5 separate regions of the Homo sapiens genome follow, and all the other regions are linked to region 4. A link is a contact called in ENCODE Hi-C or POLR2A ChIA-PET data. All regions are on one chromosome and are shown on one strand. The core of a region is the stretch at or near the end of the contact, and the rest is flanking DNA. Distances in the headings are between cores, read along the strand shown.

The links. A loop is a pair of places that touch in the nucleus more often than their neighbours do. ChIA-PET counts read pairs that join two places held with the same protein, here RNA polymerase II (POLR2A). Pooled maps may share reads with other maps.
Region 1: a map of CD4-positive, alpha-beta T cell shows a loop between it and region 4 (6-fold over the local background). The contact joins the promoter of NUBPL here to the promoter of BRMS1L in region 4. A Hi-C loop is called at or near these places in 2 of 168 maps with a recorded cell type or tissue (CD4-positive, alpha-beta T cell and naive thymus-derived CD4-positive, alpha-beta T cell) and 11 of 50 pooled maps.
Region 2: a map of naive thymus-derived CD4-positive, alpha-beta T cell shows a loop between it and region 4 (14-fold over the local background). The contact joins the promoter of SEC23A here to the promoter of BRMS1L in region 4. A Hi-C loop is called at or near these places in 2 of 168 maps with a recorded cell type or tissue (CD4-positive, alpha-beta T cell and naive thymus-derived CD4-positive, alpha-beta T cell) and 8 of 50 pooled maps. POLR2A ChIA-PET finds 5 or more read pairs at or near these places in 2 of 52 experiments (B cell and HepG2).
Region 3: POLR2A ChIA-PET joins it to region 4 with 13 read pairs in Caco-2. The contact joins the enhancer-like site here to the promoter of BRMS1L in region 4. POLR2A ChIA-PET finds 5 or more read pairs at or near these places in 2 of 52 experiments (Caco-2 and activated T-cell).
Region 5: a loop to region 4 is called in a pooled map, with 12 times the contacts of the local background. The contact joins the promoter of PNN here to the promoter of BRMS1L in region 4. A Hi-C loop is called at or near these places in 1 of 168 maps with a recorded cell type or tissue (CD8-positive, alpha-beta T cell), 1 of 37 single-sample maps with no recorded cell type and 13 of 50 pooled maps. POLR2A ChIA-PET finds 5 or more read pairs at or near these places in 4 of 52 experiments (HepG2, RWPE1, T-cell and 1 more).

What each region holds. Positions count from the first base shown.
Region 1 is chr14:31,558,158-31,562,653 of GRCh38, reverse strand. It overlaps NUBPL (NUBP iron-sulfur cluster assembly factor, mitochondrial), which reads right to left and starts at 1,250. Exons shown (of 11, transcript NM_025152.3): 1 at 1,107-1,250; 2 at 439-586. The coding sequence starts at 1,214. It overlaps NUBPL-DT (NUBPL divergent transcript), which reads left to right and starts at 1,323. Exons shown (of 3, transcript XR_943720.2): 1 at 1,323-1,543. RefSeq lists enhancers at 526-1,081, 1,008-1,407.
Region 2 is chr14:39,101,846-39,106,258 of GRCh38, reverse strand. It overlaps SEC23A (SEC23 homolog A, COPII component), which reads left to right and starts at 3,024. Exons shown (of 20, transcript NM_006364.4): 1 at 3,024-3,227. SEC23A-AS1 (SEC23A antisense RNA 1) reads right to left here and starts at 3,119. Exons shown (of 2, transcript NR_146545.1): 1 at 2,888-3,119; 2 at 2,447-2,714. RefSeq lists silencers at 2,809-3,038, 3,199-3,318, 3,339-3,418.
Region 3 is chr14:32,368,943-32,373,485 of GRCh38, reverse strand. The region is part of intron 1 of AKAP6 (A-kinase anchoring protein 6); the gene reads right to left. Among named protein-coding and RNA genes, the nearest start is that of AKAP6, 42 kb to the right of the region's middle. Within about 2 kb of position 2,590, at least 2 of the 41 ENCODE cell types and tissues checked have a DNase peak (open chromatin) inside an H3K27ac peak, as active enhancers do.
Region 4 is chr14:35,823,702-35,828,475 of GRCh38, reverse strand. It overlaps BRMS1L (BRMS1 like transcriptional repressor), which reads right to left and starts at 2,138. Exons shown (of 10, transcript NM_032352.4): 1 at 1,818-2,138. The coding sequence starts at 1,959. RefSeq lists silencers at 1,578-1,747, 1,998-2,097.
Region 5 is chr14:39,172,565-39,177,635 of GRCh38, reverse strand. It overlaps PNN (pinin, desmosome associated protein), which reads right to left and starts at 2,382. Exons shown (of 9, transcript NM_002687.4): 1 at 2,244-2,382; 2 at 1,487-1,558; 3 at 1,041-1,109; 4 at 152-224; 5 at 1-43. The coding sequence starts at 2,356. It overlaps PNN-AS1 (PNN antisense RNA 1), which reads left to right and starts at 1,756. Exons shown (of 2, transcript NR_186208.1): 1 at 1,756-1,857; 2 at 2,324-2,761. RefSeq lists enhancers at 1-313, 2,165-2,374, 1,493-2,692, 2,855-2,994 and a silencer at 2,535-2,654.

The DNA of each region.
Region 1 (4,496 bases), core at 1-2,500, 4.3 Mb after region 4:
ACAGCCTGGGTGACAGAGCGAGATTCCGTCTCAAAAAAAAAAAAAAAAACAAAAAAAAAAAGTTACTAGATGTTTTAAAAATAACAGCAACCAATTATTGAACACTAGTAAACACTAAGCTAAGTGGTTAGCTTGTGCAATTTGAATAACCATCTTATGAAAGAAGTTATCTCCATTTTACAGTTAAGTGAACTGAAGATTTGCTGTACAATCTGACCACTTTTTCCTGAGTTAAGGGGTGGGAGACCCGGCTAGTACCTACTTTTGTCTAACTCCAAAATCTAAGCGTCTACCCGCTACCAACTCCTGAAACTAAGGAATCACATGTTAGGAACTTCACAAATAAATTTTTAAAACACAAAACTATAATTTCAATAGTGTGCACTTGTCTGTTGGCATAAGTTCTTAATCAGGAATAGAATTAATATCCTATAATACCTGCTGTAGTAGATTTTCCGACTCCACCCTTTCCAGAAGCCACAACTATAACTTGTTTAACACCTTCTATCGGTTTCTGCTTTGGAAGTCCTCGGGACATGATTTGTGTTCTTCTTTGTTTTAGGGTCTCACTCCCGGCGCCAGACAACTTTAAAAAATAATAATAATAAAAAGCCGTTTTAAATAAGCCATCTCCATCATCACACTGTAAAAGCAAAAACAATCTGGGGTTTGCAATTAAGAGGGCTTTCTTTTCTAATTCTGCTCATCTTCACTATGGAGACATTTACCTACTACTACTGATAACAATTGTAAAGACACATTGCTTAAATTGAAATTTTTCTAGCAGGATACGCTGAACGTTTAAAAATGTAAAAACGCTGCCTCTTTACGGAGATAAGGCTTCCACGTGTTTTGCTTTTCTTCAATCTATTTGATAAATAACCCAAAGCCAAGAAAGCAATGTAGAATACCACATCTACGTTCTAACTGTGTTTCAAGTCCCGCCACGCCTCAGCCTGGGCCTGCCTGAAAAGTAGGCACGTCCAGCACACTGGGGGTCTCAGGAACTGAGGCGAGTCTTTGGCAAGAAGCAATGCCAGGGCATCTGCGGCCCTGCAGCCCAGCATCTGTCAGCCCGCTTCCCCCTGCCCTGCAGCACCACGGACCTGGCGCCCACAAACCATCGCTCGGCTTCCCCCAAGCGGGGCAGTGGCCCCGCCACCAGCCCGGAGCGACACCCCACCAAAAAGCAGCAGACGCTGCCAAATCCCCATGACGCGGAACGCTGCTGTGAGCCCTGCTGGGAAACTGTCGCGGGTGGCGCGGAGTGATGACGTCACGGAGCAACGCTCGGCTTTCTCTTCCTAGCAACCGGTCTTCTTTGGGTTTGTTGGCTCAGGAACCCAATCTGCATGATCTTGTTTATAGCCAGCTACAAACATTTTGCAGCGTTTTACTAAACGTTTGTGAAGTGTTGTCATATAAAACATCTCTTATGATACTTACAGAAGTCCCGAGGTAGACAGAAGACTTACCTAGTATACTCTTTTTATGGACAAGAAAACGGAGAAAGTTTAAAGAGACTTGACCCAGCTTAACAAAAGTAGGAAATGGGGGACCTTGAAAATGACCCCAGGATTTCTTACTAAGCAGTATATGGTCATTTAAATACTACCACCGTTAAGGATTTTACCTTTTTATTTTATTTTTTCCCGTGTGATCTACAGTGAGAGTCTGTTTTGCGTTGGTATTCATGGCTTGTGTTGCTGACAGTTCCCTGAAAGAAAGGTCAGGTTGCTTTACCAGCAACCTGGTAAAGAACTTTGCAAGTTCTTCCAGACTTAAGACTCATTTATTTAACAAATATTCGTTGAGCAACTACTATGTACCGAGTACTACAGTAGACTTAAAATATTCAGCATTGAGACCGACATAATTCCTCCACTAAAGGGCTTTATAATCCAGTGCAAAAGACAGAATAAGTTAACAACAAAATTGCGGTATAATATGATAAGTACAGGAGAAAAGCATTGAGGGATACAGGAGAAAGGACAAAGTGATACAAAGAAAGGGCACTCAATTCAATCAGGGGAAGCTTCTAAATTAGGTAATATCTAAGCTGAATGCTGAATCTGAATAATGTGTAGAAGTTAGCTGGGAGAATGGCAAGGAGATTGTTGTAAAGAGGTTAGAAATGGACTGCTAAGGCTAGGCATGGTGGCTCACGCGTGTAATTCCAACACTTTGGGAGGCCAAAGCAAGAGGATTGCTTGAGCCAGGAGTTCAAGGATGCAGTGAGCTATGATTGCACCACTGCACTCCAGCGTGGGCAGCAGAGTGACACCTTGTCAGAAGAAGAAGAAAGAAGGAAGGAGGAAGGAGGAAGAGGAAATTAAAAGGAGAAGAAAGAAGAAGGAAGAAGAAAGAAGAAGAGAGTAGAAGGAAGAAAGATGAAAGAAGAGAGAAAAGCCCCCGCCCGGCCAGCTGCCCCGTCCGGGAGGGACGTGGGGGGCAGCCCCCATCCGGTCAGCCGCCCCGTCCCGGAGGGAGGTGGGGGGCAGACCCCGCCCGGCCGCCACCCCGTCCGGGAGGTGGAGTCACCTCTGCCCGGCCACCCCGTCTGGGAAGTGAGGGGCCCCTCTGCCCAGCCGCCACCCTGTCTAGGAGGTGTACCCAACAGCTCATTGAGAACGGGCCATGATGACGATGGCGGTTTTGTCGAATAGAAAAGGGGGAAATGTGGGGAAAGGAAAGAGAGATCAGATTGTTACTGTGTCTGTGTAGAAAGAAGTAGACATAGGAGACTCCATTTTGTTCTGTACTAAGAAAAATTATTCTGCCTTGGGATGCTGTTAATCTATAACCTTACCCCCAACCCCGTGCTCTCTGAAACATGTGCTGTGTCCACTCAGGGTTAAATGGATTAAGGGCGGTGCAAGATGTGCTTTGTTAAACAGATGCTTGAAGGCAGCATGCTCGTTAAGAGTCATCACCACTCCCTAATCTCAAGTACCCAGGGACACAAACACTGCGGAAGGCCGCAGGGTCCTCTGCCTAGGAAAACCAGAGACCCTTGTTCACATGTTTATCTGCTGACCTTCCCTCCACTATTGTCCTATGACCCTGCCAAATCCCCCGCTCCGAGAAATACCCAAGAATGATCAATAAATACTAAAAAATAAAAATAAAAAAATAAAAAAGATATCAAAAATAAAAATAAAAAAAGAAAGAAGAGAGAAAAGAAGAGAGAACACAAGAGGAGTAGAAAATACATTTCTTTTCTGGATTGTTAAGAACTGTAAATGATCTGTGCAACTTAGGACAAAGTGACTAAAAGAGATGAGGATGGAGTGAAGGTTGGTTAGATGGAGGTTGCCTAAATCAAGAAAGGCTGTATATATCTTGTAAAGAAATTTGGACTTTATCCTAAGGGAACTATAGAAGGATTTTAAGCAGGAAAGTAACATCAGATTTGTGTTTTAGAAATACCACTATGATTACTGGGTTAAAAAAGAAATGGATCAGCGGGGCAAGATCAGAGACAAGGAGACATGAGGTCTCTCTCTTGAAGGCTTGACTTAACATCTCTAAATTTCACTTTGTTATCAATAAAATAGTTAATTCCTACTTCTATGGTTGTTGTGAGGTTGAACTTAAGATAATGCATGTAGAACAGCTGTCACAGAGTTAGTAATTGTTAGCTATTGTGGTAATCATTGGTTGTGTAGAGGTTTATGACATGAGCAACTAGATGAATTCCCTGAGAGAAAACATAAGAGGAGGAGCAAGTGAGAATAATGTTTGTAGAATGGCTGAATCATTACTTTGGTTTACCTTTCCCCAAATTAAAATTTTAGGAGAGTAGTAGAGATGTTTCTTCTCCAAAAAACACTGACACACATATACATATCCATGGCCTCTTTTCAAAAGGGTATTCTCCTTTGGTCCTAAGAATTGCTAAGTCATTTGACCCCATTCCCAAGGTCACTAATTGGACTAAAGACTGATGTACAACCAAAAAATTGACCAATCAGATTAATTCTCCAGAGAGCCTGGAAAATAAAAGTAACAGGTGTTAGTCAATCTTAGTTTGTCTTTGAGCTAATACAGTTGAAATTACTATTTTCTACTATGTGCATGCAGAAGCAGATAAAGCCAATGCAAGAGAGAAGAAGAAAGTAGATCATAAGAGATCATGTTACCATAGAGGAAAGGGAGAAGAGCTGCACTGGTTCATAACTTTTCAGTTCCTGGTTCCAGTTCATAATGAGGTTCAACCGGACTTCCTATCCTTAGGTCCATAAGATATACTTACATCCACCCAATAAATTTACTGTCTTAGTCTAATTTGGATGGGTTTCTGTGTATTTGTAACTATGCTGAGATATATTTTTAAATATGTGTCAATAATTTTCTCCCTATAATTCCTTGTATCTCGCATAGCCCTTCCCCATTTGGACAAATTATATGGAATCATTTTCTGACACAGCAAAATGTCTGACCCAATAAAAATGTCAGAGAAAAGAGGTTGTTTTCTTGGTTTTGAATTTTGGAAG
Region 2 (4,413 bases), core at 1,775-4,274, 3.3 Mb before region 4:
ACCATATTTTCCAGGGTGGTCTTGAACTCCTGGGCTCAAGGGATCCTCCCCCTTCAGCTTCCCAAACTGCTAGGATTACAGGTGTGAGTCACCACATCTATTTTTTTAGAAAATAAATTTTCTCTTTGTTGTTTGGAAGACTTCTACGAAGGAACAAAAAATCATGAAATATCAATCCTTAAGAGTAGAGCCCAAAAACAAAAAAACAACCCTGAAAGGCTAAAGTTGGGTCCAGTAGATCCTGATCCTGATAGTATATCCAAGGATTAAAGCCATTCATCATTTTTTTTTTTTTTGAAACGGAGTCTCGCTCGGTTGCCCAGGCTGGAGTGCAGTGGCGTGATCTCGGCTCACTGCAACCTTTGCCTCCTGGATTCAAGTGATTCTCCTGCCTCAGCCTCCTGAGTAGCTGGGATTACAGGCGCCTGCCACTGCGCCTGGCTAATTTTTGTATTTTTAGTAGAAATGGGGTGTCAACATCTTGGCCAGGCTGGTCTTGAACTCCTAACCTTGTGATCCACCTGCCTCAGCCTCCCAAAGTGCTGGGATTACAGGTGTGAACCGCTGCGCCTGGACTTAAAGTCATTCATCTTAAAGCACATAAAGACAGATGCAACTGAGTTTGTTATGCATCCTAACATCTATTTCATTGTAATAGGGAATTAAAACCTTTGATCAACTGAAAACAAAGGAATGATGAATTTTTTTTTGTTTTTTTTTTGAGATGGAATCTCGGTCTGTCGCCCAGGCTGGAGTGCAGTGGGGCGATCTCTGCTCACTGCAGGCTCCACCTCCTGGGTTCACGCATTTCTCCTGCCTCAGCCTCCCGAGTAGCTGGCTCTACAGGCGCCCGCAACTATGTCTGGCTAATTTTTTGTATTTTTAGTAGAGACAGGGTTTCACCATGTTAGCCAGGATGGTCTTGATCTCCTGACCTCGTGATCTGCCCACCTCGGCCTCCCAAAGTGCTGGGATTACCGGCGTGAGCCACTGTGCCTGGCCAGGAATGATGAGTTTTTGAAAAGACTTCATTGAGCTGGATGGTAAAGATGCCTTTCTGGGAACCATGAAATGAATGAATCTACCAAAGGTACTATGCTTTGATTTATTCCTCGCTGGATTCCAGGATTTCTGTGGATCTTCTCATCAATGTTGCTATGGTCTGAATATTTGTGTCCTACCAAACTCATAGGTTGAAATCTTAACTGCTAAGGTGATGGTATAGGGAGGTAGGGCCTTTGGGAGGTGAACAGGTCATGAGGGCTGGCCTCTCATGAATGGGATTAGTACCCTTGTAAAAGAGACCCCAGAGAGCTAGCCAGCCCCTTCTGCCATGTGAGAACAAAGAAGGCACCATCTATGAATCAGAAAGCAGGTCCTCACCGGACACCAAATCTGCTGGCATCTTGATCCTGGACTTCTCAGCCTCCAGGACAGTCAGAAATAAATTTCTGTTGTTTATGAGCTACCCAGTTGAGGGCATTTGTGTTAGCAGCCTAAATGGACTAAGATCTTTTTATCCTACTCATTCTTAGATCTTGTCGCTTTTGGTGGGTGTACTTATTCCACCTTTATAACAACACCTCTGCTGTGTGCTGTTAAGAATCTTCATTAAGGTAGCACCTTGAACCTACTTTATTTGGAAGCCTACACTAATTTTTGGCTTTCGATTCCCATTGCCCTCTTCAGGATTGTATTACAATTTGACAAGCAAACATCCTCTTCCACCTTCCAAAACAACTTTAGTACACACATTATAGAAAGGGAAATATGTTTGGTGCTTTTTTTTTTGAGACAGTCTCACTCTGTCACCCAGGCTGGAGTGCAATGGCGTGGTCTCGGCTCACTGCAACCTCCGCCTCCCGGGTTCAAGCAATTCTTCTGCCTCATCCTCCCGAGTAGCTGGGACTACAGGAGCGTGCCACCACACCCGGCTAATTTTTGTATTTTTAGTAGAGACGGTGTTTCACTATGTTGGCCAGGCTGGTCTCGAACTCCTTACCTTGTGATCCGCCTGCCTCCGCCTCCCAAAGTGTTGGGATTACAGGCGTGAGCCACCGCGCCCAGCCTGGTGCTGCTGTCTTATTTCTCATGAATATGAGCTTTCAAGGACAGGGACTTGATCTTTTTTTCCATTCCATAAAATGTTGATATGGCTAAACTTTGCAGGCTTTTAGGCGTTGTCATATATGCAATTAATTCCATGGGCACTTAATTTCATTCCCCTCACTGAAGGAAGGGGTTGTCTGAGACCACCAAGCTCTAATGTCTTACCAATCTGTTGCTTTCTCATTTTGTTCAACTTTTTTCTTGGAAAGAAAAACATTGAACATATCAAGATGAATCAGCCAAATATTGTACTGTGTGTGTGTTTTGGGGGTGGGGGGAGACAGAGTTGAAGTGGCAGAGGCAATGTAGGAGGAAAAGACAGGCTGACTAAAATACATAAATAGTACGTGAATTCTTTCGGGCCAGGGATCTGGGCCTACTTTGCCTGCATCATATTACCAGCATCTCAATTGTGTCTGGCACATAGTAAGTTTCAGTAAACATTTGTTGCACTAAGTGAAAGAATGAACTTTTCACTTTTTTCAGAGATGTGATTTGTGATTCTCGGAATCAACCAGGGTCCTAAGATGTCCTGGAGGCCGTCTCCATTTCTCTCGGTGAGCTAAGGTGTCCGAGTGGCACCAGTTCTCCACTCTTTCTGCGACCTGCAGGGAGTGGGATACGCTGTGGCTTTAGGGAGCTGGGAAAGGCGCTCTCTCCCGGTCCCGCTCTGCCCGGTCCCACGCCCCTCGGCCGTCCGGCTGCCTGGGTCTTCCGGGTTCTTCCGCCCCTCTGGCTCGGTCCCCGCTACCTCTCCTCCCTCCTCCCCTCTCGGTACCTTCGCCCGCCGCGCGCCTTTCTCAAATCCTCCGGTTATTAAGCAAGCTCAGGGGTCCGGTGGCCTGCCCTGGTAACTCTGCGCCCGCCCCTTCCTGCCCCCTTCCTGCCCTCACGCCCCGTCCCCTCCTCTTGACGTGGCAGAGGCGGCGCCAGCCATGTTGGCCGGGCGGAGGTCTTCGCTGAGGCCCGGGGCGGGGTGGCGCCACCCCTGATTGCGGTGCCACGGACTGCTCCTGCTGGGCGGAGAGGACAGATTTTGCAAAGCGGAGGCTGCGACGGGTCCTGCAGGGGGACAGTGAGGAAAGGGCCGCCTCGTCTCCGCTCCTGGGGGACCGCAGGTGCGCAGCGGGGAGCGGGGGCGGGCTGGCGGCGGCGGGCTGGGGGCTGGGATCCTGGGGTGGTCCCGGCTCTGCCCTCTCGGTGCCCCGGGGCCAGCGAGGTGTGCTGGAGGCTGAGGCCCGGTCCGGCGCGGGGAGCGTTGAGTGCTGAGCTTGCCACCCTCTCACCCACTTCGCTCTGCCGGGGCCGGGGGCCCGGCCTCCTCCAGCTCCCCTGGATTAGGTGGAAAGATGTGGAAAACGGTGGTTCGAGCATCTCGCCCAGCACCCACCCCCACCTCCTGGGCCACCCACCTCCACCCAAGTCCATCATCGCCTCTGGGCCCTTGGACTTACTGTTTCATTCCTTGCCAGATATGGAGTGTCCTAGACTTTGAACCCAATTGACTACGTCACCGTAATTCAGCCTTGGAAGTTAAAGGGGTTAAAGGGGAAAAGAGCTTGGTAAAGATAATGCCTTGGGTTTTGATTACAAAGAGTTCAGTTTTCCAGCAGGACCAGCCCTATCTCACTGGGCTTTCTTTCTACGGTAGGTAGTGTTTCCCGATTTGGTGGTAAAGGTACTGCCTGAGGAAGGTCATAGTAAATCTACATCAATCACTGAAGTGGGGATGTGGAATTCTCGTTTTCACTTGAACTCCCTCAACCTCTACCGTCCAAAGCCATGGATAACTAGCCAAATTAACTTGGTTTAAAAAGGTTTTAGATTTAAATATAAATGCATGTTGAGTTTTCCTTCTCTTTCTCCTCTGGTAGTGAATGAACATCATTTCAGAAGTCCAGCTATTTTTTTTTTTTCTGAGACGGAGTCTTGCTTTGTCGCCCAGGCTGGAGTGCAGTGGCGCAATCTCGGCTCACTGCAACCTCCGCCTCCCTGGTTCAAGCGATTCTCCTGCTTCAGCCTCCCGAGTAGCTGGGATTACAGGGGCGAGCTACTATGCCCGGCTAATTTTTGTATCTTTAGTAGAGACGGGGTTTCACCATGTTGGCCAGGCTGGTCTCGAACTCCTGACCTCAGGTGATCCGCCCGCCTCGGCCTCCCAAAGTGCTGGGATCACAGGCATGAGCCACTGCGCCCGGCCAGAGTCCAGCTATTTTTAATTGACTTACAGAATTTTAGAGTTAGATGGGACCTTGTGATTTTCTAGTCCAAGTCTCTTATTTTGCTGATGAGAAAAACAGGATT
Region 3 (4,543 bases), core at 1,341-3,840, 3.5 Mb after region 4:
GCTTGAGATATTTTGCAGCCCCTGCACTTGATGGATCAGCTGGCACCACCCAGATCAATAAACTGGCTCATCTGATCTTCTGGACCCCCACCCAGGAAATGATTCAGCACAAGAAGACAGCTCTAACTCCCTATGATTTCATCTCTGACCAATCGGCTCTCCTGGAACACTGGCTTCCCCCACCCACCAAGTTATCCTTAAAAACTCTGCTCCCCAAATGCTCAGGGAGACTGATTTGAGTAATAATAAAACCCTGGTCTCCCGCACAGCTGGCTCTGTGTGAATTACTCTTTTTCTATTACAGTTCCCCTGTCCTGATGAATCGGCTCTGTCTAGGCAGCAGGCAAGGTGAATCCCTTAGGCAGTTACACTTATACCCCACCCCCCCAAAAAAGCCATAAATTTTGAAATGAAATTTATATTATAAAGAGCTAGAACCGTCAGACTCTGAAACATCAAAAATTCTCTCAAAATTTCTACCAAGGATTGTGTCTGACATCATCTTTTCCTAAAACAAGCAACAATTAGCAATAGTACTTCAACCACTCACTTAATTTCCCCCAATCATTCTCAGTATTCTCAAAAGAAAGTTTCCAAAACTACCCAAATCCCATAATGCTCGCTCGCTCTCTTTCTTTTTCTCTCTCCTCTCTCTCTCAGACACACAAGCACATGTGAATACACACACACACACACACACACACACACACACACAGAGCAACAAAAAGATGTAGAGGTAAAACTGAATATACCATTCATTCTTCCAAGGTAATGTTATTTTGCTTGTGGGGTTCCTAATTCCTCCTACTAGTGTTTTCAGAAAAATTCTTGCCAATTAATAATTTAATGCTTGATTCCAAAAATCTGAATCTTGCCAGTTCCTCTACTTTGTCTCTAGCTTCCAAAAATTAAAAAAAAAAAAGTGATCTTAAAGAATTATATTGCTATAAAGAAGCTTTACTCTGTTAAAAAATATATAACTATTTTCAGAGTTCATTGTTATGGCCATTTGATTTGGATGACTAGTACTTCTTACCCATTACAAACACTACGTCTGACCCATTAAATTGACACTGGTCCAAGTTTCACTAAACTAAAACATCCCCTCCTCGGCCTGCTAATGGTGTATTTCTTTATAAAAAATCTTAACTAGTGACTCAGAACTCCTTTACAAAGAGTCACAGAAGCCACAAAAAAAAAATGCATCACAAGTAAAAGAAAAAAATGTTACATTAATAAATACTTAGTATTTACAAAGTGGTTACAATTTTGATTTGCATAACAAGTCTTCCCCAGTTCCCAACCTGTTAGCCACTCCTTCCTCAAGCTAGCCTCCTCAGGACCATGTGCATCCTTCTGTACAGCAGTTTATTTGTTCATCTCCTCTGTGAGGCCCTGACCCTTGTAGGAGCATTCTATATCCCCAGGGCACAGTACAATTAAGGAATAAAGTAGGTACTTATAAATATGTGTAGGGAAAAAAAAAGAGAAGGAAGGAGAGAAGGGAGGAAGAGGGAGAAGGAGAGAAGAAAGAAAAGAGAAGTAGAGAGAGAAAGAGAAATAGGAGTGAAAGAGTACTAATCTGCATATCTTGCAGATGAGGAAACCACCCTTCAAATCAGGTAAGTGGCTTCCCTAAGGAGCTTCCACTCCACCCCACTACACCTGGAATCTTTGACTCCAAGCTACACCTTAGTTCCTTCTAGTCTCCACATTTGAGGTACCCTGCCTCTTTCTAACTTCCTCTTATGAGATCATTCTTCAAAAAACAACAGTTAATCCCACCTTTTCATGAAGCTTTTCTCACCTATTTCAACTCCCCATGATTTTTCCCTCTACTGCAGACCAATGTCACCAATTTTTATAGAATCATTTTATTTTATTTAGAAACAGGGTCTTGCTCTGTCACCCAGGCTGGAGTGCAATGATCGTAACTCTGCAGCCTCAAACTTCTGGGCTCAAGCAATCCCCCAGCTTCAGCCTGCTGAGTAGCTAGGACTACGGATGAGCACCCCCACGCCCAGCTAATTCTTTTGGTTTTTGGTTTTGTTTTGTTTTGTTTTTGTTTTGTAGAGATGGAGGTCTCACTATGTTGCCCAGGCTAGTCTTGAACTCTTGGCCTCAAGTGATCCTCCTACCTTGGCCTCCCAAACATACAAACATGTTAACACTTAAATAAAAACAAATAGTAGTCTTCATGTGTACATTTTATGTATTTACCTATCCTTTTCTCAGAAAGATTTTAAGGTGACTTTTGACATATGTGTGTTCTAGCTCTATAAAATGCATGTATATTCACTAGGGGTTGGGGTTATGGTGCATATGTCTTACTTATGATGTTTTATCAGTCACAGAAAACAAGACAAGAATTTATTTTTAGGACTTAGTTACTTTTCCTGTTTCTGAAGTTCTCTTGCCACAGTTTAATATACACTCCTCTACTTCTCAGTACTACTATTTAAACTAACAAATAACATCCCTCAAAAGAAATCAGCCTGAGTGAGTTTAAAAAGGATGATCTGTTCACTCAGTTCTGCACCTTCAGGAATCTACTGAAATTAAAACCAAGAGTCATAATGAGTCACTCCTCTTCCTCTTACACAAGGAAAGAGCAATCATGAATGGAATACACAACGAATAAGGCAGGTCCCTCCAGTACTAAAATCTGCCCAAGTCTTTTCATGCCAGCAAAACTAAAAAATTCTAACCCCAAAAAGATCTTTAATCATTTTCTCATTTTTTTCCATTTTCAGAGCCTTCATAACAGTAATGTTTTCAGCTTTAAGAGAACTTACCACCACTCCATTGTTTACAGTGTAGTAAAAGATTTATCTTATGCAAGTTGCTCAGTCTTTCTTCCATTTCACCAGCACTAATACAGCCACTGGTTTCTTCCCTGATCAATTAATAAGTTGTTAACGGCAAAGCCTCAGAACCGTGCAATAAAAGACACTGCAGAGCTCTGCTAATGGTCACATATCAGGAACAACAGTTCTGGTTTGTAGGGAATCAAACTCCCTCATTATTTGTGTTCACTTCTGGTAATTAAGCATTTAAACAGCACTTGACATTCAGCAACCATTTTTATAAGCATTCCTCTTAAGAACCTAGAACACCATCAATTCGATAGCACTGTCTTTGTAAGGCACAAACTGATGGTGGCTAAGGACCAAGAAAGCTTCTCCCTTCTGTGTGAAGGTGATGCTACTCCCCTTAGGGAAACCACTAAGCTTCTTTTCCAACAGCAGTTTCTGGTTTGTGCTAATTTGTGGACAGTCTTTCTGGTCTCCTCTTGACAGATGGCAGGTGTTTCAGAACTTTGACCCTGTCCTGAAAATGCCAAGCATCATATGGCCAAAGTGGAACACAACATACTGACTTAGAAATAATGGTCATGTAATGACCCCATGTTAAGCTGCTCTAGGAGGTTATAATTTTTTGTTTGTTTGTTTTTGAGATGGAGTTTCGCTCTTTTCGCCCAGGCTGGAGTGCAATGGCGCGGTCTCAGCTCACTGCAACCTCCACCTCCTGGGGTCAAGCAATTTTCCTGCCTCAACCTCCTGAGTAGCTGGGATTACAGGCTTCCACCAACATGCCCGGCTAATTTTTGTATTTTTAGTAGAGATGTGGTTTCACCATGCTGGCCAGGCTGGTCTCAAACTCCTGACCTCAGGTGATCCACCCACCTCGGCCTCCCAAGGAGGTTATGATTTAAAGGGAACTTACACATTTTGTTTTGTTTAAATCATGGAGAACAATGAAAAGAACTATTATTTATATTTGGAGCAAGCCAACCACTAAAGGAATAAACTCAGTGCTTAAAATGGATTGTTTTCTCCCTCACCTGTTGAGGAAAAGATTCTTTAAATGAATTTAATAAATGTACTGTGCACTAACCACAAGCCAGCACTTGGAAGAAAACAGTGACCCAGGATCAAAAGGATGATCACTGTGAATAAGTTGTGTCAGGCTAACTTCCTCCTACTTCTTTGTTTTTAACAAGTTTGCCAAATTAACGGTTTAGAAAATGTAATCCATATGTATACCTATCTAAATTTCATCAAATATTTTAACTATGTTGATTGAGATGTGGACAAGATAATGGACAACAGGAAATCTGTAACACATCTAATGACTTTGTCTAACAGTTACCGGTTTCTGGGTCTTTATCAGTCTGGAAGGAGGTTTTTTTGGTGCCACACTGTATTAATTGTCCCTTGCCTATTGTGAACAGATCTTTCCTTTAAGAGCTTCTCAGATCCATTCACTTCCTTCCACCTCACTGCATATCTTGGTAGCAGTCCTGGCTATCTTTCATCTGGGTCCCTGCAATGACCAATCTCTGCCTCCAGTCTTGCTTCCCTCTGGTTTTTAACCACATTTGAAGAGTGCCCATCTTTCCTGATTTGCCCAGTTTATGCCTGTTGTCCCAGAATAATTATTAATAAAGCCCGTTCATTCTCAAAAGTGCCTCCATTGGGTGAAATTATATGCCTAACTTTAAAGAGTATGATTCTAACCACATCACTCCCCCACTTAACAC
Region 4 (4,774 bases), core at 889-3,388:
AAAAGGCTGGGAATGGTAGCTCATGCCTGTAATCCCAGCACATTGGGAGGTTGAAGTGGGTGGATCACGAGGTCAGGAGTTCGAGACCAGCCTGGACAACATGGAGAAACCCTGTCTCTACTAAAAATACAAAAAATTAGCTTGGTGTGGTGGCACCCGCCTATAATCACAGCTACTCGGGAGGCTAAGGCAGGAGAATTGCTTGAACCCAGGAGGCGGAGGTTGCAGTGAGCCAAGATCACGCCATTACACTCCAGCCTGGGCAACAGAGCGAGACTCCATCTCAAAGAGAGAAAAGAAAAAAAAAAGCAACATGTCTGAAATACTCTTTTCTTTCACCTTCATCTCAAATCTTTCACTTTTCTATTTCTGTTGATGCTACCGCCACTCTCCTTGTATCTTGGTTTTTCTCTTACCTTCAATCCTAAACTTGCATTCATCAATCCTGTTTTGTGCTTTCTTTGAAATCACTCACATCTATACTTTCCTGTTCTTTTCCGAGCTCAACTCCTTCTCCCAAGGTTTTCACGCTCTTTTGAATAAGCCCCAAACTCTGGCCCTTGTACTTTTTCTTACATCCCTCTCCCTGCAGGGATACCCACCACCCCAAACCAAATTCTACTCATTCTTCAAGATAATTAAGGTAATCCCACCTTCTTCAGCTAGGCTTTGTGACCACCCAATATTGAAACGATTTCCTCTGCCTCTGAATTCCTACAGCAACATTTAGTTAAGCATTCATTTGGCAATTTAATCAAGTGGTGACTTATGATAGCTTTTTAAGTGAGCCCAGATAATAACTATTTATCCCTCATATTGAGTACTGTCCAGTGCTGCACAAAGAAGTCACTCATAAATATTTTTGGATGGCTGATTTACTGATTGAAATTATATCCTTCCATGGAGATTTGCTTTGCAAGGGAAACATGAAAAGAGGGCATCTGGGTGATACTAGGCTGTCATCAACCTATCATCAATGCTTCCTTTACATGACCAAAATCAGGCCAAGACAAAGAAGTCAGTCTCATCTCCATCATTTGAATCGAAAGAAAATAATCCCGGTAATCACAAATTCCATTTCACTTTAGAATAACCATTCCTAAAAGTTTGCAAAATTTATTTGTAGTGTTAATCTGCCCTCCTCCCCCACCCAAAATAATTTAAAACAGCCCAAAGTTAGAAAAAACTGAAGGGAAGAAAAGACTTGGAGAATTTTCAACGCTGCCAAAACTCAGCCAATTTATAAGCATATGAAGATCCAAAATGAGCCCGAATGTTGGTCCCTTCCTCTCAGTCTTGCAAACTTCAGGGAGCTACTGAACGGGACCGCTCTCAAGTTAGCCCCCGAAAAGACACTGATGTAAAAGTGCTGACCGGCAAGTTGACTTGCAAACTGAGGTTAATTACTAAGCCGACCCTCTGTCCCGGCAACTCACTTGCGCTGAGAAGTGAGGGTTGCAAAGGTGAAAATAGGGAAAGAGGTCGGTGGGCTGGGGAGAGGAGGCATTTCCAGTTTGTCTGCTGCGGGAAGTTGTCCGCCTGGGCTGGTCGCTCCAGAGCACCACCGGGGGCAGGACCACGCCGCGTTTGGGAGCTGGACAAGCCCAGGCCCGCCCCGCCCCGCCGCCGGGACCCATCAGGAGCCAGACAGCGCCCAGCGACCGGTCAGGGTGCAGCCCAGGGCCCAGAGCCAGTCTCCGCCCCTTCCCTCTGTCCCCGCCCCGCTTTCCCAGCAGGACGCAGCCGCCTGGCGTGCGGAGAGCGGCCTGTCGCGCGCTGGGCGCGGGGACTCAGGGTCCCAGCAGTGGGTCGCGCACCTGAGCTATCTCCATCCTCGGAGACCGACGAGCTCTCAGTGTCCTCGTCCTCGGAGCTGCTCCCCTCATTTTCGGCGTAGTCCACCTCCATCTCATCGTGATGGTTGGTCTCCTTCTTATCCCCTCGGGAATGGACTGGCATTTTCCAGCCGCGCCGTCGCTTTCCACTACCGGCGCCCAGCCCGGCCACCGCCGCTTCAATGAAGGGCGCGCGGAACGCCCCAACCCACCCAGCCACCGAGCTTGCTCGCCCCCTTGGCTCCTCCCCGCCCCCGGCCCGGGCCTCACAACCTAACCCGCAGGCTCTGCGATGGGAGCTCTGCCATTGGCGGAGGCCTTCCACCGAGCCAGAGGGCGGGGGCTTGCCCTGCTCTGGTACGATTGGTTGCCCGCAATTACGACGCGGCCTTCCGATGCTTGCCGGGAGTTGTAGTTCGTAGGTCTCAGACCTGCAGGGGCTGCACGCTTCCATCCCTCGGCAGCCCTGATCACTTCTTCCTTCTGGACTTCAAGTCCCACAAGGCACGAAAGCTGACACTCTGGATCGCAGTTTATAAACTAAACAGAAACAGATTGTGCGAATTTAGTCTGTATTTATCTATTTCCCGCCAAGTGATTGTTTGACCTGCCTGACCATCAGAGATGTTACTGTTAGATGTGAAAATGTCTTTTGCCTAAAAGGATCTTTGCCTGCTCATTGAGCCTGGGGAACTGGAGAACCATCTGTTTTACTAAGCACCTTTATTACCTACCATTAATAAACTGTTTTATTTAATTATTAACTATAGACGATAACTTGCACTTTCTGTGTTGTGCAAAAATCTTTAAATTATTCTTGAAACTTTTACAATACAGAAGGTAAGGAAGTTTTATCTTGGCATTTTCAATCTAATATTTTTGGCATTTATTTTTTACCAAATGCAGTCGGAAAATGCCATCAGTCCTGATTTAACTTTAGTTTTCAATGAAAAATACATACTTAACCAGATGTACTTTCTCAAAAAAAGGGTACATAGCTCCCTCTCCCTCTCCCTCGCCCTCGCCCTCGCCCTCGCCCTCTCCACGGTCTCCCTCTCCCTCTCTTTCCACGGTCTCCCACTGATGCCGAGCCGAAGCTGGACTGTACTGCTGCCATCTCGGCTCACTGCAACCTCCCTGCCTGATTCTCCTGCCTCAGCCTGCCGAGTGCCTGCGATTGCAGGCGCGTGCCGCCACGCCTGACTGGTTTTCGTATTTTTTTGGTGGAGACGGTTTCGCTGTGTTGGCCGGGCTGGTCTCCAGCTCCTAACCGCGAATGATCCGCCAGCCCCGACCTCCCGAGGTGCCGGGATTGCAGACGGAGTCTCGTTCACTCAGTGCTCAATGGTGCCCAGGCTGGAGTGCAGTGGCGTGATCTCGGCTCGCTACAACCACCTCCCAGCCGCCTGCCTTGGCCTCCCAAAGAGCCGAGATTGCAGCCTCTGCCCGGCCGCCACCCCGTCTGGGAAGTGAGGAGCGTCTCTGCCTGGCCGCCCATCGTCTGGGATGTGAGGAGCCCCTCTACCTGGCTGCCCAGTCTGGAAAGTGAGGAGCGTCTCTGCCCGGCCGCCATCCCATCTAGGAAGTGAGGAGCGTCTCTGCCTGGCAGCCCATCGTCTGGGATGTGGGGAGCACCTCTGCCCCGCCGCCCCGTCTGGGATGTGAGGAGCGCCTCTGCCCAGCCGCGACCCCGTCTGGGAGGTGAGGAGCGTCTCTGCCCGGCCACCCCGTCTGAGAAGTGAGGAGACCCTCTGCCCGGCAACCGCCCCGTCTGAGAAGTGAGGAGCCCCTCCGCCCGGCAGCCGCCCCGTCTGAGAAGTGAGGAGCCCCTCCGTCCGGCAGCCACCCCGTCTGGGAAGTGAAGAGCGTCTCCGCCCGGCAGCCACCCCGTCCGGGAGGGAGGTGGGGGTCAGCCCCCGCCAGGCCAGCCTCCCGGACGGGAGGGAGGTGGGGGGGTCAGCGCCCCGCCCGGCCAGCCGCCCCTTCCGGGAGGGAGGTGGGGGGGTCAGCGCCCCGCCCGGCCAGCCGCCCCTTCTGGGAGGGAGGTTGGGGGTCAGCCCCCTGCCCGGCCAGCCGCCCCGCCCGGGAGGTGAGGGGCGCCTCTGCCCGGCCGCCCCTACTGGGAAGTGAGGAGCCCCTCTGCCCGGCCACCACCCCGTCTGGGAGGTGTGCCCAACAGCTCATTGAGAACGGGCCAGGATGACAATGGCGGCTTTGTGGAATAGAAAGGCGGGAAAGGTGGGGAAAAGATTGAGAAATCGGATGGTTGCCGTGTCTGTGTAGAAAGAAGTAGACATGGGAGACTTGTCATTTTGTTCTGTACTAAGAAAACTTCTTCTGCCTTGGGATCCTGTTGATCTGTGACCTTACCCCCAACCCTGTGCTCTCTGAAACATGTGCTGTGTCCACTCAGGGTTAAATGGATTAAGGTCGGTGCAAGATGTGCTTTGTTAAACAGATGCTTGAAGGCAGCATGCTCGTTAAGAGTCATCACCACTCCCTAATCTCAGGTACCCAGGGACACAAACACTGCGGAAGGCCGCAGGGTCCTCTGCCTAGGAAAACCAGAGACCTTTGTTCACTTGTTTATCTGCTGACCTTCCCTCCACTATTGTCCTATGACCCTGCCAAATCCCCCTCTGCGAGAAACACCCAAGAATGATCAATAAAAATAAATAAATAAATAAATAAATAAATAAAGGGTACATAGACAAGGAAGCCTCAATAGGTATCATAACTCATTAAGTGACCATTTATCCTCTGTATCAGGTATCTTGGTAAGCCCTTTACATGGGTTTAGTGAGTTTAATTCTCAATTTAATAGCCCTGAGTTAGGTGCCATTGTTATTCCCATTTTACGGATAAGGAAACTTCATTTGCAGACCAATCTTAAAACTATATTTTACCCCTTATAACGACAGGGTTTCTTCTTCTTGAAG
Region 5 (5,071 bases), core at 1,133-3,632, 3.3 Mb before region 4:
TGCGCTCTTTGGAGGTAGCTACAACTGAAGACTGCAATGCTGGCTGCAGAAAAAGAAAATCTCAGTAATTTAACTAGCATATGAGTGGTGTGCTTTTAAATGTAGTAAAGTGAAGGTACTACATTCATTTAAGTTCTTTCAATCTCAATACCTTTTTAACATCATCATCCTCCGGGTCGCTTTCCTGGCGTGATTCTCTTCTGGTCCGACGCTCCCCGCCCAGCCTGTCATAGAAAATATTAATTTTTTTGAGACAGGGTTTCACTATACCACCCAGGCTGAAGTGCAGTGGTGCCACCACGGTTCACTGCAGCCTCGACCTCCCAGGCTCAAGTGATCCTCCTGCCTCATCCTCCCAAGCAGCTGGGACTACAGGCGTGAGCCAGCATGCCTGGGTAACTTTTTTGTACTTTTTGTAGGGATGGGATTTCACCATGTATCTAGGCTGTTCTCCAACTCCTGGGCTCAAGTGATCTGCTGGTCTTGGCTTCCCAAAGTGCTGGGATTACAGGGATGAGCCACTGTGCCTGGCCAAAAATTAATTTAAATGACCACTGAGGTATTTATGTAACTGCACACCAAGGGCAAATGCCCTCTCTTCTAGGACTCGTTTCCAGAAGCTTTGTTCTATCAAGTCTCCATCCCATTTTATTCTTTCCTCCAGCAGAGAAAGGATACTACAATGTGTGAACTAACGCCCAAACCAATTTTGCTCTCCTGTATTTTCTAAGTATTTCAAACTGGTTAAGTTTTTCAAGTACAAGTCAGAAAAAATGGTACTAATTGACAATTTTTCCAATTTTACTCTTCACATGACCTTTATTTGGATAAAATTTAGGTTATCATGAGTGCAGAACTGCGTTTTGAGGGAACTGATAGTCAACTGTTCAGTCAAATACCAACAGAACTTGGGGGGGGCAGGGAGTGGCATACCACTCAATTTTAATATTGCTGAAACAGAATTATTGTTAATAAACATTTATATTTGTGTGGTACCTCAGAAACTAAAGAAGCCTTCAGGAATCTTTTTTTAAACCTACCTACTGACTGCCCCTTCAAGGTCTCTCTGTTTGGCTGGGGGTCCTCCTCCACTATCTGAGAATCCACGCCTGAAATTTAAAATGTTCAACATAAAACACTTGAAATACAAGATAAATGGTATTTCCATTTGACAAGAGAATATGGTTAAACTTTCAAAAATCTTTCCAACTAAAGTAGCCTTAAACGGGCATTCATTCCAAAATGCTTTTATAGTGTTACTTTATAAGAATTAAGTTCACTCAAAATTGGTAAACTTAATATATTCTTCAACCTCCAGTTTTTCAGGATAACTATATTTATACAGAAATCTAGTCTATTACAACATTAAACAAAACAAAGACGACAAACACTGGGTTATTGATTTTATCACAGGTTTTGTTCAAACCAACATATTTAGTAAAGTACCAGTAGTTTCAGCATGAGTAAAGTCCAAAGGAAATCTTACCTCAGTAATAAACTACCACGTCCTCTACCTCCACCAGGACCAGAAAGGGCCAGCAATCTGGCTTGGATGGGCCTGTAAAAGATTTACAAATCAGTGCAAAATCATATGTAGACACACACAGTCGCACCCAAATACTTTCAGAGATGTGGATCATAAGGAGAAAAAATCACAAAAGTTCCAAAAAGATAGTTTCAAATAAATCTAAATGTCTGAAACAGGACAGGAAGTACTATTTCATTTAACTTCCTCGTTTCTCCAGGACCTGTGTCACAGAAATTATATTCACCTCGATGCCCCCACACATTAACAAGCCTGGATCAGGTCCCCATCCCGCCATCCCCGAGGAGGCTGCACGTGGACAGGAAGCTGGGGTAAGGCGGCTTGTTGCGTCCCGGCAGGGTCTCGGGGCCAGCAACGGGCCGGGTGTCCGCCGGAGCGGGAAGGGGCTTTGTGCTGCAGTTCCGGGCCTGCAGGGCCGAGAGCGGGAATCAGCAGTCCGGGTCTTCTCACAGGCCAAGAAAGCATGCCGGCGCACCCAGGCCTCGCTCTCCTTCCTCAGGGACCTGAGACCAGCGCTCTACGGAGGGGACCTGGGGCCTCTCCACCTCGGCGACAACAGGGTTTTACCCGCCGCCCCGCGAACAGGCCTCGAGGTTCCAGTCTTCTTAAGGCTGGCCGCCCTCCCCGCCCCCAATTCACCCCGACCTGAGGGCTGCCTCTCCGAGCTCCGAGTTCCGAGTTCCCGTTAGGCCCTTACCTCACGTCATTCGGATCCCGCCCGGTGAGCTTGCGAATGTTCTCATCCACGTTCTTAAGACTCTCTTTGGCCTTTTCCAGCTGTTCCTGCAAAGTTCTCACGGCGACCGCCATCTTCTCCCTGCGGCAGGCTTGAGACTGCTTTACAGGCCGAGCCGGGCTATGCCGCGCCGCCGAGGCGCGAAAGGACTGACAGCCGGGCTCAGCCAATGACGATGAGCGTTGTCTTCCGGCCTCAACCACTCAGCGACCGGAAGGGGGAAGAACCTGCAGCCTTTGTGACTCTGAGCCAATGAAAAGTCAGCCAGGCAGTCATCTCCCTCCCCAGTTAGCTGCGGGTGCCTGGATCCCGCTGCTAGCGCAGAGTCGGGGCGGGTTTCACAATCCCTGAGTTCTCGGAGACTTAGGCTCGCGAGTCTGCAGTTCTGGCAAGGGGAGCGCGGAGTTTTCTAGGCCTTTTAACCTATGATGTAATGTGCCTTACACCGTTTTAACGTGATCACATCAGAGTGGGACTTAGCCAAGCCTCCTTTTCTTCCTTACCCTCACCTTGGTTAATGATTTAATTAGGAAAGGGCGCGGCTATTCTGTTGGTGCGCATGCTCAGAGAGGGGGTGGGCGCGTGCTTTCCTCTATTAGGTTAATTTTTTTTTTTTCACACGGAGTCTCGCTCTGTCGTCCAGGCTGGAGTGCAGTGGCACCATCTCGGCTCACTGCAACCTCCTCCTCCCGGGTTCAAGCGATTCTCCTGCCTCAGCCTCCTGAGTACCTGGGACTACAGGCGCGCGCCAACACGCCTGGCTAATTTTTGTATTATTAGAGACCGGATTCCACCATGTTGGGCAGGCTGGTCTCGAACTCCTGACCTCAGGTGATTCGCCTGCCTCGACCTCCCAGGGTGCTGGGATTACAGGCGTGAGCCACCACGCCCAGCCTGATTAGGTTAAAGTGAGAAGAGGGAAGACAAAAATGAAAACTAGTAAAAGTCATTAGTCATAATGGCTAACGTTTGTTAGGGGTTGATCTTGTTCCCGACCCTCTGTGAAACCGTCTACATGCCTTATTTCTCACAAACTGAAAGTGTGGATAAAATGCCTGTTATTACTGATAAGGAAATTGAGACTGGAGATAATATAACTGTCCTTTGGTCACGCCAGTTGAGAATCAGTCTCTGATTAGACGCTGAGCATCTATACTAGAGAAAAGAAAGCAATGGCGAGACAGACACGCAGTCATGGTTGAGTTAGCCTCTTCACCTGGCCTAGAGCTGGTTAAGACCAGACCTAAGGGAGCGGCCCTGTTGTTAGTGGTGTCTGTGTGTGTTGTCCCGCTTCTGGTTCTGCCCTACCTGCACTGCCAATGTAGGAACTAGTTTTGTTCTATAAATATATATACAAATTGAAGCTCAGAAAACATTTTTTCACAGGCCAGGCACAGTGGCTCACGCCCGTAATCCCAGCACTTAGGGAGGCTGAGGCAGGTGGATCACTTGAGGCCAGGAGTTGGAGACCAGCCTGGCCAACATGGGGAAACCCCGCCTTTACTAAAAATACAAAAATTAGCTGGGAGTGGTGGTGTACGCCTGTAATCCCAGCTACTCGGGAGCCCGGGATGCGGAGGTTGCAGTGAGCCGAGATTGCACCACTGCACTCTAGCCTGTGCGACAGAGTGAGACTCCGTCCCAAACAAACAAAAAAACAAAACACTTTCCCACAGAAACAATGCTTTAAATAATCTCAGCCAGGCATCTATCTTCCTTGTACAAAGAATTAGTGGGCCCAGTGTATTAATTAACTCAAGCTACCACTTTAATCCAGCAATCTTTTAGAGCTTCCATTGTGTATCAGCAGTAAGCTAGGGTTTGAAAATAAAGCCTAGAACAAGATAGTTGTGATTCCTGCTTCTGTGGGGTTTGTAGGCTTCCAAAGGAGCAATGATCATTCATTAGTTCAACAAATACTGAGGGCCCACTATGTGCCAGGTGCTATTCTAGGCACTTGGGTATATCAGTGTACAATAAAGATCTCTGAGCAAGTCCAGTGGATTGTGCCTGTAATCCCAGATACTTGGGAGACTGAGGTGGGAGAATCGCTACAGCCCAGGAGTTAAGACCAGCCTGGGCAACATAGCAACGATCCTGTCTCTAAAAATAAAAATTTTAAAAATTGTACTGGAGAGGCTGAGGCGGGATGATTGTTTGAGTCCAGGAGTTTGAGACTGCAGTGAGCTGTCATCACACCACTGCACTCTAGCCTGGGCAGCAGTGAGACTCTGTCTCAAAAATAAATAAATAAATAAATAAATAGTATAGCATGTTAGAAAGCGGGAAGTACTATAGGAGAAAAAAATGTAGAGATGAATAATGGGGATGAAGATTGACAATTATCTAATTCTGATTGTGAGCATACTTAGCCTCATTGATCTTATTACAGGTCTGTGTACAACCTTAGGCAGTACCTGAGGCATGAGAGTGTGATAATAGTAGAGCGTATTCAGCAAGTGTAAGAATGTTTGCATGTATGGTCGGCCCGGTAATCCCAGGATTTTGGGAGGCCTTGGTGGGCGGATCACTTGAGATTGGGAGTTCAAGACCAGCCTGGCCAACATGATGAAACCCTGTCTCTACTAAAAATACAAAATTAGTCCTGCATGGTGGCAAGTGCCTGTAGTGTCAGCTGCTTGGAAGGCTGAGGCAGAATTGCTTGAGCCCGGGAGGTGGAGGTTGCATGCAGTGAGCCAAGATCATGCCACTGCACTCTGGCCTGGGCAACAGTGAGACTCTGTCTCAAACAAAACAAAACACACACAGCTGGGCACAGTGGCTCAAGT